Linked DNA regions of Homo sapiens: regions 1 and 2 are each linked to region 3. Evidence: chromatin contacts called from ENCODE Hi-C or POLR2A ChIA-PET data. All regions are on one chromosome and are shown on one strand. Each heading gives the region's core, a stretch centred on a gene start or an enhancer-like site at or near the end of the contact. The rest is flanking DNA. Distances are from core to core; before and after follow the strand shown.

Evidence for each region. Hi-C counts contacts between places; a loop is a spot of excess contacts on that map. ChIA-PET counts read pairs that join two places held with the same protein, here RNA polymerase II (POLR2A). Pooled maps may share reads with other maps.
Region 1: a pooled map shows a loop between it and region 3 (3-fold over the local background). The contact joins the promoter of CALHM6-AS1 here to the promoter of NUS1 in region 3. A Hi-C loop is called at or near these places in 4 of 50 pooled maps.
Region 2: a map of HepG2 shows a loop between it and region 3 (11-fold over the local background). The contact joins the promoter of TSPYL4 here to the promoter of NUS1 in region 3. A Hi-C loop is called at or near these places in 1 of 168 maps with a recorded cell type or tissue (HepG2) and 7 of 50 pooled maps. POLR2A ChIA-PET finds 5 or more read pairs at or near these places in 2 of 52 experiments (Caco-2 and OCI-LY7).

What each region holds. Positions count from the first base shown.
Region 1 is chr6:116,462,454-116,465,576 of GRCh38, reverse strand. CALHM6-AS1 (CALHM6 antisense RNA 1) reads left to right here and starts at 1,873. Exons shown (of 2, transcript NR_174951.1): 1 at 1,873-1,958. CALHM6 (calcium homeostasis modulator family member 6) reads right to left here. Exons shown (of 3, transcript NM_001010919.3): 2 at 3,123; 3 at 1,806-2,294. The coding sequence ends at 1,872.
Region 2 is chr6:116,252,754-116,255,819 of GRCh38, reverse strand. It overlaps TSPYL4 (TSPY like 4), which reads left to right and starts at 1,745. Exons shown (of 1, transcript NM_021648.5): 1 at 1,745-3,066. The coding sequence starts at 1,812. The coding sequence ends at 3,056. It also overlaps a transcript of DSE not described here. RefSeq lists enhancers at 1,374-1,603, 2,014-2,173.
Region 3 is chr6:117,674,132-117,677,108 of GRCh38, reverse strand. It overlaps NUS1 (NUS1 dehydrodolichyl diphosphate synthase subunit), which reads right to left and starts at 1,640. Exons shown (of 5, transcript NM_138459.5): 1 at 1,024-1,640. The coding sequence starts at 1,438. LOC101927919 (a long non-coding RNA gene) reads left to right here and starts at 1,825. Exons shown (of 3, transcript NR_110854.1): 1 at 1,825-2,012; 2 at 2,274-2,462.

The DNA.
Region 1 (3,123 bases), core at 624-3,123, 1.2 Mb after region 3:
GGGGTGGGAGGATCACTTGAGTCAGGGAGGCAGAGTTTGCGGTGAGCCAAGATCTTGCCACTACACTCCAGCCTGGGTGACAGAGTGAGATCCTGTCTCAGACGAAAAAGGAAGCAGCAATTGGAAAATGAAATAAAGGAAGTAAAAATGAAACTAGGTATGATATGATTTTCAAAAGCATTCTTTTAGGGAATGAAAAAAAGCTGATCACGCTGTTTCTGCTGCCAACTTTCTTGTTACGCATGACTCTCAACAACAGGATATTCTGCCCTGTAGGTTAGTTCTTTTTAACGGCCTTATGCAGAAAAAGGTAAACAGAAATCAGCATAAGCTTCTGCCAAAAGAGGAAGAAGGGCTAAATATGACCAGTGCTCAATTATTTTATAGTTTAAAGTTTTTTTATCTCATATTTTAAAATTCAGAAAACAGCCACAAATTTGGGGAATGGGCAGGAATGACAAGCTAATGGAAGGCAAGGATCGCTGAAAAGTCCCGGCATTATAAAGTTACAGAATTTTATCCGTAGATATAATTGCTCTCACCGTCTTTAGAGACTTTCTATCAACAAATCCTGCCACATCTATGTACAAAGTCTACCTTGAATCTATCTACTTTTTCCATTTTGGTCCCCATCCACTCAGTTCAAGTTCACTCCCACCTATTTCCACTGTAGTGGCCTCCTGATTAGTCTCTCTCCTTCTACCCTGGCTCTCCTGCTTCCCATGTCATTCCTTTTCTCTCAAGGAAAGCAAACCATCTTCCTAAAATGCTCATATGATGAAAACCAAAATCCTTCTCATGGTTTCCAGGCACTGCACACTCAGTCCCTTGCTCATTTTTTTCAGTCGCCTTTCAGGTTTCCAACTCTGCTAACATCTTTTTCTCCCTAGTCTTTGCACATACTGTTCCTTCAGTAGGACTGAAATGCTCCTTCTTGCTACCCTACAGGATTCAGTTTTCAAAAAGTTTCCTCAAATCCCTTCTCCCCTAATCTAAATCAGGTCACAATTTGCATTTCTTTGTATGGTATTGGTTTTATCTGTATGACTGAAATGCTCCTTCTTGCTACCCTACAGGATTCAGTTTTTAAAAAGCTTCCCCAAATCCCTTCTCCCCTAATCTAAATCAGGTCACAATTTGCATTTATTTGTTTGGTATTGGTTTTATCTGACTTCCCAACTCTGTTGAAGCTGTGTAACAACTACTTGGAGGCTCATAAAACTATCCTCTCTACTTTTGTGTTTAGTTTATATTTACCATAACATATAAGCTTTAACACTTTTCCTCTGATCCTATAAACTAAAAACAACACTTGTTGCCTGCAATTCTCTTAACTACTTTTTCAAATTTCGTATTTTACAAAGTTTATTTTCCTTTTCATGATTAATTTATTATTGTAACCCTATTAGAGTCATAAAATGCTCTAATTTTTGAATGACCACAGCAGGCTCGACTAGAAGCCCAATGTGCCATCAATTGTGCTATAGAACCAGCTAGAATGCCGTAATTTTAAAGTTCCTAACAAGATGTTGTGGGCAAGAAAATGAACTTGAAATTAACATCAGATAACCTAACAGAAATGTCTGAAGTTCAATTGTTCTGCCACTGTTTTTGCTCCAAAAGTCTTTTATTTGAAAAGGACTCTAGAACAAGGATATAAGACTTCTTTTAGTTCTAGCTTTTACTTTGGATGAATCACTTTCTTTTTTTGTTTGTTTTAAATAATATTATAAAGAGGTTAAGCTCTATATTTTAATTTCAGATATAAAATTCCACAATTTGGAAGAAAAAAAGCACTCAAAAAATACCAATGTTTATTTTTTAATAAAGCAATAATTCAAAACAATTTTTTTTTCTACTCATTCAAAAGGTCATAACTCAGGAGTGCTGTTTATACCAGATGAATCTACAAAGCCAAGAACAGGAATCACCGTATCTCCTTCAGTAGACCTGATACTGTGAGTCTTCTCTTTTCTGTTGACATATTTGTGCAACATGCTGTAGTACTGGCCCTTCGGATTGAAAGTATACAGTGATGAAATTTGCTGCCACTCTTTCATGCTTGGAGTGTTATATTCTTTTGGATGCGAGCCCTCAAAGAAACATTTAATATTCTCTTTTGCCAATTCAGTTGCATGCTCTGTGGCTTTACTTTTAAGGATCTGCTGCTCCTGTTCCAAATAGATTTTCCAGAATTTCAGCTGCAGAAAACTAACTGGAGATAGGCATCGGGTGACAGATGTAAAAATCAGAAGAATGATGATAACAACTGCTATCAAGATCCAGCCCAACACCTTAAGAAAACACAACAAAATAGTAATTTAGTTACTTGGTTTTTTACAAGAAATTTAAAAATCCTCAGATAAAGTTTCAACTACTCGCCAGTTATGATGATGAACAAGCAACAGTTTTAGGTCTTAATTCCTTAAGAGTAAGGTGTCGCAGTAACCTCCCTAGCCCCCCAGTACAACTTCTCGTTTGGAAAGTCAACTGTAGTCCAAGTTATGCACTATGATTCTGCCCAGGGAGGAGCCCATACCATTCCCTTAGAACTCAAAATGTGGAATTTCTGCAAATCCTGGGAAAGAAGTGTTCATTTTAAAGAACCTCTGAGCTTTCTAAGTCCAGTGGTGGCTTTAGAGCCAGACAAACCCATTTTATTCTATAGACCCCTTTAATTCTAACAATTCTGCTTTCTATTGGCTGGGCAAACAACTTTACTTAGACTCAGTGAAGTCACTATATAGGGGAGATACGAAACTATTACTTGTAATGGCAAAACCGCAATTTTGCACCCAACAGAGCTGTTGTGAGACGTAAAAATAATGCAGGAGGTCAAGGGCCTAGCGCAGTATCTGGCACTGAGTAGGCGTGCCCACTCTCACTCCCACTTTCCACGATTCATGTACAGTGCCAGATACTACGGGAATGCGTTTTTCTCCTTTTCATTCGTTTTATTCAGATATTCTCTTGACGGCAAATTAGATGCAAGGAGCCATTCTAGATTTTCTTAGGGTACTGTATATCTGGAGAAAAGTCACCGATTTTTCCCTCACCCCAGCGGCCCTGAGAAAGCTCGGCCTCTCGGCTCCTCCCAAACGCCCCCAGCGCCAGCGGCAGACC
Region 2 (3,066 bases), core at 496-2,995, 1.4 Mb after region 3:
TTTCCTGCTGCATGGAAAAGTAACTTTCATTCAGTATTCCCTGCTTCTCTTCATCTTGACTCAGGTTATAATGGAAAAGTTACTCTTTCAACAGTGCAAAGGTTCTTTGGAAAAGAAACAGAGCAGTGTCAATAATTCAAAGTCACAAAGTCAATTATAGCACGCTGTTTATGTGTTTACAAAGACGATACCTCAATAGATTGATTTCACCCCACAAATAAAAAAAGAGCGTTTATTAAGACAAAGAGGAAAGAGGGAGAGAAAAATAATTGCTCTCTGCTGTGTGAATCTTGTTTGCATATTTCTTATGGGATAACTGATTAGCTGGCAGGCAGTAAAGAGGTCATTCTGGACACATTGTCCTTGGGTAGGCTGACTAGGCATACAAAAAATCCTGCAAGGCAGGCTGTTTCTCCGTATTGTCTGCCAGTGACCTTTCATCAGTACTTTATCTTAGTTGAACCAGAACTACACTCCTTCCCTCGCTAGAAGTCTCAGTATATATGATGTATTCCTCTAAGAGGAATCCTTTTTCTCTAAATCTGTACTTCTGAGCCTGTATTTGAAAGTGATCATAATCTGGGGGGCTTAAAATGGAGTTTCTTTTACAAAGAGTTATAATCATAACCGTTTATTTGAATATAAATTTGACATTAAACATAAATATGCAAAATTTAAATTTCCCTTTGGTCTTGCATTTTTCTAAGGATTAACACCATTATTCTCACACTCCAACAAACTAATATATTGTACTGATAATCACTATCAAATGAATTGTAAGAGCTAACTGACTCGAATAGACAATAACTAACCTTACTTTTAAAGTATTTTAAGAGACAGTAGCATAGATGCCTGCACATAGCTGATTATTGCTCCTGTGCTGCAGTGAATTACCACATGAACACATTTTGAAAAGATTTGTTAGCTTCATGTCCACAGGCATTATGAAGCAGGAACCACTTTTAGATTAAGATTGTAACCTGAGGAAAAGAACATATGCATCAGTTTAGAAATTAAAATCCCCTGAGATATTTCTTTCAGTAATGCTTAAAAGCCTAAATTTGTGCTCGTGTGCCAGTCACCTCTACGTAAGGAAAAACATTTTGCTACTCTTTGTTAAAAGTGAAGAGGAAATATTGTCCACTTGTTTTGTAGATGTTGGCCAAATTATATAAACTTTAAAATCTGTAAGACAAATTGAAATATTCCTTTATTATGTCTTGTTAGGATGAGAGAAGTTTGCCTTTCAGCTGCTCCTTAATTTTAAAAATAACAACACAGCAACACTTCTCTTTAAAATCAAACTCTGCTCATTTAAATTCTTTGGTAATAGCCATGAATCCACACCTTAAAAGAAGGAAGGCCTGTGAGTTCGTGAATCCACTTTCCTACTCAGGAGAAGCCCTATGAACTGACTTGAATAGACAGTAACTCACCTTAAAGTAAATATTTTCAGAAACAATAGGTTAGGTGCCTTAGAAATTCATTCAGAGGCTTAGAAATCCACATTAACACAGTTCTTACATGCTTGAGTCTGGTCTACATCCATTTACGTAAGTAAAACTCCCCTTCCAGACTGACGAAATTCTTTTTGTGACAAGAAGACAAAGGAATACGATGGATTGATAAGCGTAGTCAACCGCGCAGAGAGTTCTCGCGCGATGTTACGACGCTACCGCCCTGACATCACCAGTTGCCATGGTAGCACCGCCGAGAGTAAAGGAGGGGTGGTGCTAGACGTTTCGGGCAGAGCTCGGCCGCTGCGGAGGACAAGGAACTCTCCCTCTCCCACTAGTCTGACTTCTTCCAAAATGAGCGGCCTGGATGGGGGCAACAAGCTCCCTCTCGCCCAAACCGGCGGCCTGGCTGCTCCCGACCATGCCTCAGGAGATCCGGACCGAGACCAGTGCCAAGGGCTCCGTGAAGAAACCGAGGCGACACAGGTGATGGCGAACACAGGTGGGGGCAGCCTGGAGACCGTTGCGGAGGGGGGTGCATCCCAGGATCCTGTCGACTGTGGCCCCGCGCTCCGCGTCCCAGTTGCCGGGAGTCGCGGCGGTGCAGCGACCAAAGCCGGGCAGGAGGATGCTCCACCTTCTACGAAAGGTCTGGAAGCAGCCTCTGCCGCCGAGGCTGCTGACAGCAGCCAGAAAAATGGCTGTCAGCTTGGAGAGCCCCGTGGCCCTGCTGGGCAGAAGGCTCTAGAAGCCTGTGGCGCAGGGGGCTTGGGGTCTCAGATGATACCGGGGAAGAAGGCCAAGGAAGTGACGACTAAAAAACGCGCCATCTCGGCAGCAGTGGAAAAGGAGGGAGAAGCAGGGGCGGCGATGGAGGAAAAGAAGGTAGTGCAGAAGGAAAAAAAGGTGGCAGGAGGGGTGAAAGAGGAGACACGGCCCAGGGCCCCGAAGATCAATAACTGCATGGACTCACTGGAGGCCATCGATCAAGAGTTGTCAAACGTAAATGCCCAGGCTGACAGGGCCTTCCTTCAGCTTGAGCGCAAGTTTGGCCGCATGCGAAGGCTCCACATGCAGCGCAGAAGTTTCATTATCCAGAATATCCCAGGTTTCTGGGTTACTGCCTTTCGAAACCACCCCCAGCTGTCACCTATGATCAGTGGCCAAGATGAAGACATGCTGAGGTACATGATCAATTTGGAGGTGGAGGAGCTTAAACACCCCAGAGCAGGCTGCAAATTCAAGTTCATCTTTCAGGGCAACCCCTACTTCCGAAATGAGGGGCTTGTCAAGGAATATGAACGCAGATCCTCTGGCCGGGTGGTGTCTCTTTCCACTCCAATCCGCTGGCACCGAGGCCAAGACCCCCAGGCTCATATCCACAGAAACCGGGAAGGGAACACTATCCCTAGTTTCTTCAACTGGTTTTCAGACCACAGCCTTCTAGAATTCGACAGAATTGCAGAGATTATCAAAGGAGAACTGTGGCCCAATCCCCTACAATACTACCTGATGGGTGAAGGGCCCCGTAGAGGAATTCGAGGCCCACCAAGGCAGCCAGTGGAGAGCGCCAGATCCTTCAGGTTCCAGTCTGGCTAATCTCTGTCCT
Region 3 (2,977 bases), core at 391-2,890:
ACTTACAAAAACTCCCTATGGTGAAATTCATTCCCTCAATCAAAACATATGAGAGGACAATTCTATCAAGTACTGTGTTGGGCACTGATGATGAAGGATCACAAACCATCCCAGCCTTCCAAGACAGAAAGGGACCATTTTCTTTTCTGCCTATCCAATCTCTCACATATTTTTCATAAACCCAGTTCAAATACCACCTGACCCCCACCGCTCCCATTTGCAGTACCTATCACACAGCCCATGCCTAAGTCCTCTATAGCCTCACTGCGACTTAAGAACAGCGCCTGGAAGCTCTCTTAAAGAAACAGTGTGGTGTAACCAAAGGCAAAGATTGTGAAAAAGCACAGAATGGCTAAAATTCCAATATCCTCATTCCGATCTTTGTGGCCCCATTACGATCTTGTGGCCTTGGGCAAATCAGTTAATGTTTTTAAACCTTGGCAAGGGTATACAAATACCATCTACATTACTGCAGTATTATAACGAATAAGAGATTTTTTATTTATTTTTATTTATTTATTTACTTATTTGAGACAGAGTTTCGCTCTTGTTGCCCAGGCTGGAGTGCAGTGGCGCGATCTCGGCTCACCACAACCTCCGCCTCCCGGGTTCCAGCGATTCTCCTGCCTCAGCCTCCCTAGTAGCTGGGATTACAGGCATATGCCACCACGCCCGACTAAACTTGTATTTTTAGTAGAAACGGGGTTTCTCCATGTTAGTCAGGCTGGTCTCGAACTCCCGACCTCAGGTGATCCGTCCGCCTCGGCCTCCCAAAGTGCTGGGATTACAGGCATGAGCCACCGCGCCCGGCCAAGGGATATTTTTAAAATGTTAAAAAGCTACTGAGTCAAATCCAGAGAATTAGTAGGTGTTCAATAAAGCTGATCTCCCTTCCTCGAAAGCGCTAGCGCTGTGATTTGCAGAGAGGCCGCGGCAACTCGTGCCATGGGCACCACCCGCCAGACCAGCGGTCTAGCGGTCCAAGACGCCTCGGCCACCCCCCACCACCGCACCGGGCCTCACCTTGGTGGTCGTAGACGCTAATGTAGGAGATGCCCACGGCCATACACCACACCACGAGGCTCGCGATGTCCGAGAAGCTGGGTTCCTGCTCCACCTCGGTGATCACCAGGCCCATATGCACAGGCAGCTTCTCCAAGGAACGACCGTCCGCGCGCCAGCGCATCCGGTGGTGTGCGGCTGCCAGGCACGACCCCCCGCGCGGGTGCCGGTGGTGACGGCGGTTCCTGCCGACTGCCGGGGGCTTGCGGAGCGTGAAGCCGAGCGGCGCTAGGACCGCGGCAGAGGCGGCGCGGCAGCAGCGCCGCCAGATCCAGTTCCAGGTGCCGAACCGAACGCGGAGCCAGGAGGTGAGCGTGCGGTGCAGACAGAGCAGCGCGTGCAGCACCCGCCACACCAGCTCGTACAGCCCCGTCATACTCTTGTGGCCCTCAGACACCCCCTCTCCCTCCCGCCCACTCCCGCAGCGCGACGGCTTTTTATCCGCCCCTGCGGCCGGCGCGGGCCATCGCTCCGCGTCCCCCCGCCCCCCGAGCCCGAACCCCTTTCCACTGCCAACACCTCACCTCGCCCCCGCCGCCATCTTCCTCCTCCCTTGGCAGCCCCGCCCCCAGTAGTACATGGACAGTTCCGATTGGCCAGCGTGGAATTCTGACGCGGCTTCTGGGTCCGAGAACGTGGCCCGTTCCGGCGCAGTGAGGGAAGGCGCACGCCTGCGAACTAGCCGGGCCGATACCGCGGGCGCCCCCTGGTCGCGTGGAGGGCGATGAGCGAACGACCCGGGACTTGTCTGAATGGGACCCCAGCAAGGCACACGTGGTCTTCAATGCGATGGGCGCTTCCAGGGGACCCGGCGTCCCTTGGGTCCAGGAAGTCTTATACTGTCTCCTCTCACGGCCCCGACAGAAACGGTTTCTGAGGAGTAGAAGTGTCCTAAGTGGATTGGAAATTACAAATGCCGGAAAGAACCTAGGGATGGAAAGCAGCCCTCAGTAAGTGTTGATGCTGGGAATCCACCAGGGTTTCCAAAAGTGTCCTCAAAGGCTGGAGTGATCCTGCTACTGTCCTTTATTCAGCCTCCCGGCTGAGGCTGGGAGCGAGGCTCTTTAGCCATGTTCCTGAAACACCCCTCTACCCATGTCATTCTCATCTAAGGTATCCTTTCCTGGCTGTACATTGCTTAATAGAGGCTCTACAGCTTGGCAGTCCAGTCACTTAATTCTTTTTTTTTTTTTTTTTTTTTATTCGGCAAGACTTTGACCAACCGCCGTGGGTTAGGTTTACAGTGGGGAAAAAAAATAGAAATTGTGCCTGACTTCAATGACCGCCACTATTTGAAGCAAACTGCCCATCCAAGCCTTATCATCCCCTTTAACACCCTAATGTTTCTGTCCATGTGGACTTCGACGTGGTCCTCTAGAATGGTTTTGTACTTCCCCGCGGTAAGTCTGTACTGTCTTTGCCCTTTTTGTTCAAGCTCTTCTCCTGAATTCCTGATTCCCGACTTGGTATTGCCGACATTCCAACCCATTTCTCAAGGTTTATCCTACATGCTACATCCTCTATCATCATATATATGTGTGTGTGCAACAATAATATTTATATTATTTGCATTTATATTTATATAAGTATATATATAAAGATTAGGGAGGTATTACAAAAATGCAACTGTACACATACACACGTATACACACATATTTACACACGTGTGTGTGTGTAAACAGTTGCGTTTTTGTAATACCTACCTATTCTTTGTTCGCTAAAGCCTCTTTTTCCCCCTGGGAAACATCTGTTCACGTCTTGGCTATGTGACTTAATTTTTCTAACATTGTCACTTTTTCAACTAGTCTCATTTTGGTTTCTAAGACTCATTTAACTTTACTTTAAAAGTTGAATCTCATGTCCATCTCCCTTTCGCAGTGCAATTTTCCTCCCTTTGGCAGTGCAGCCTGAAGAA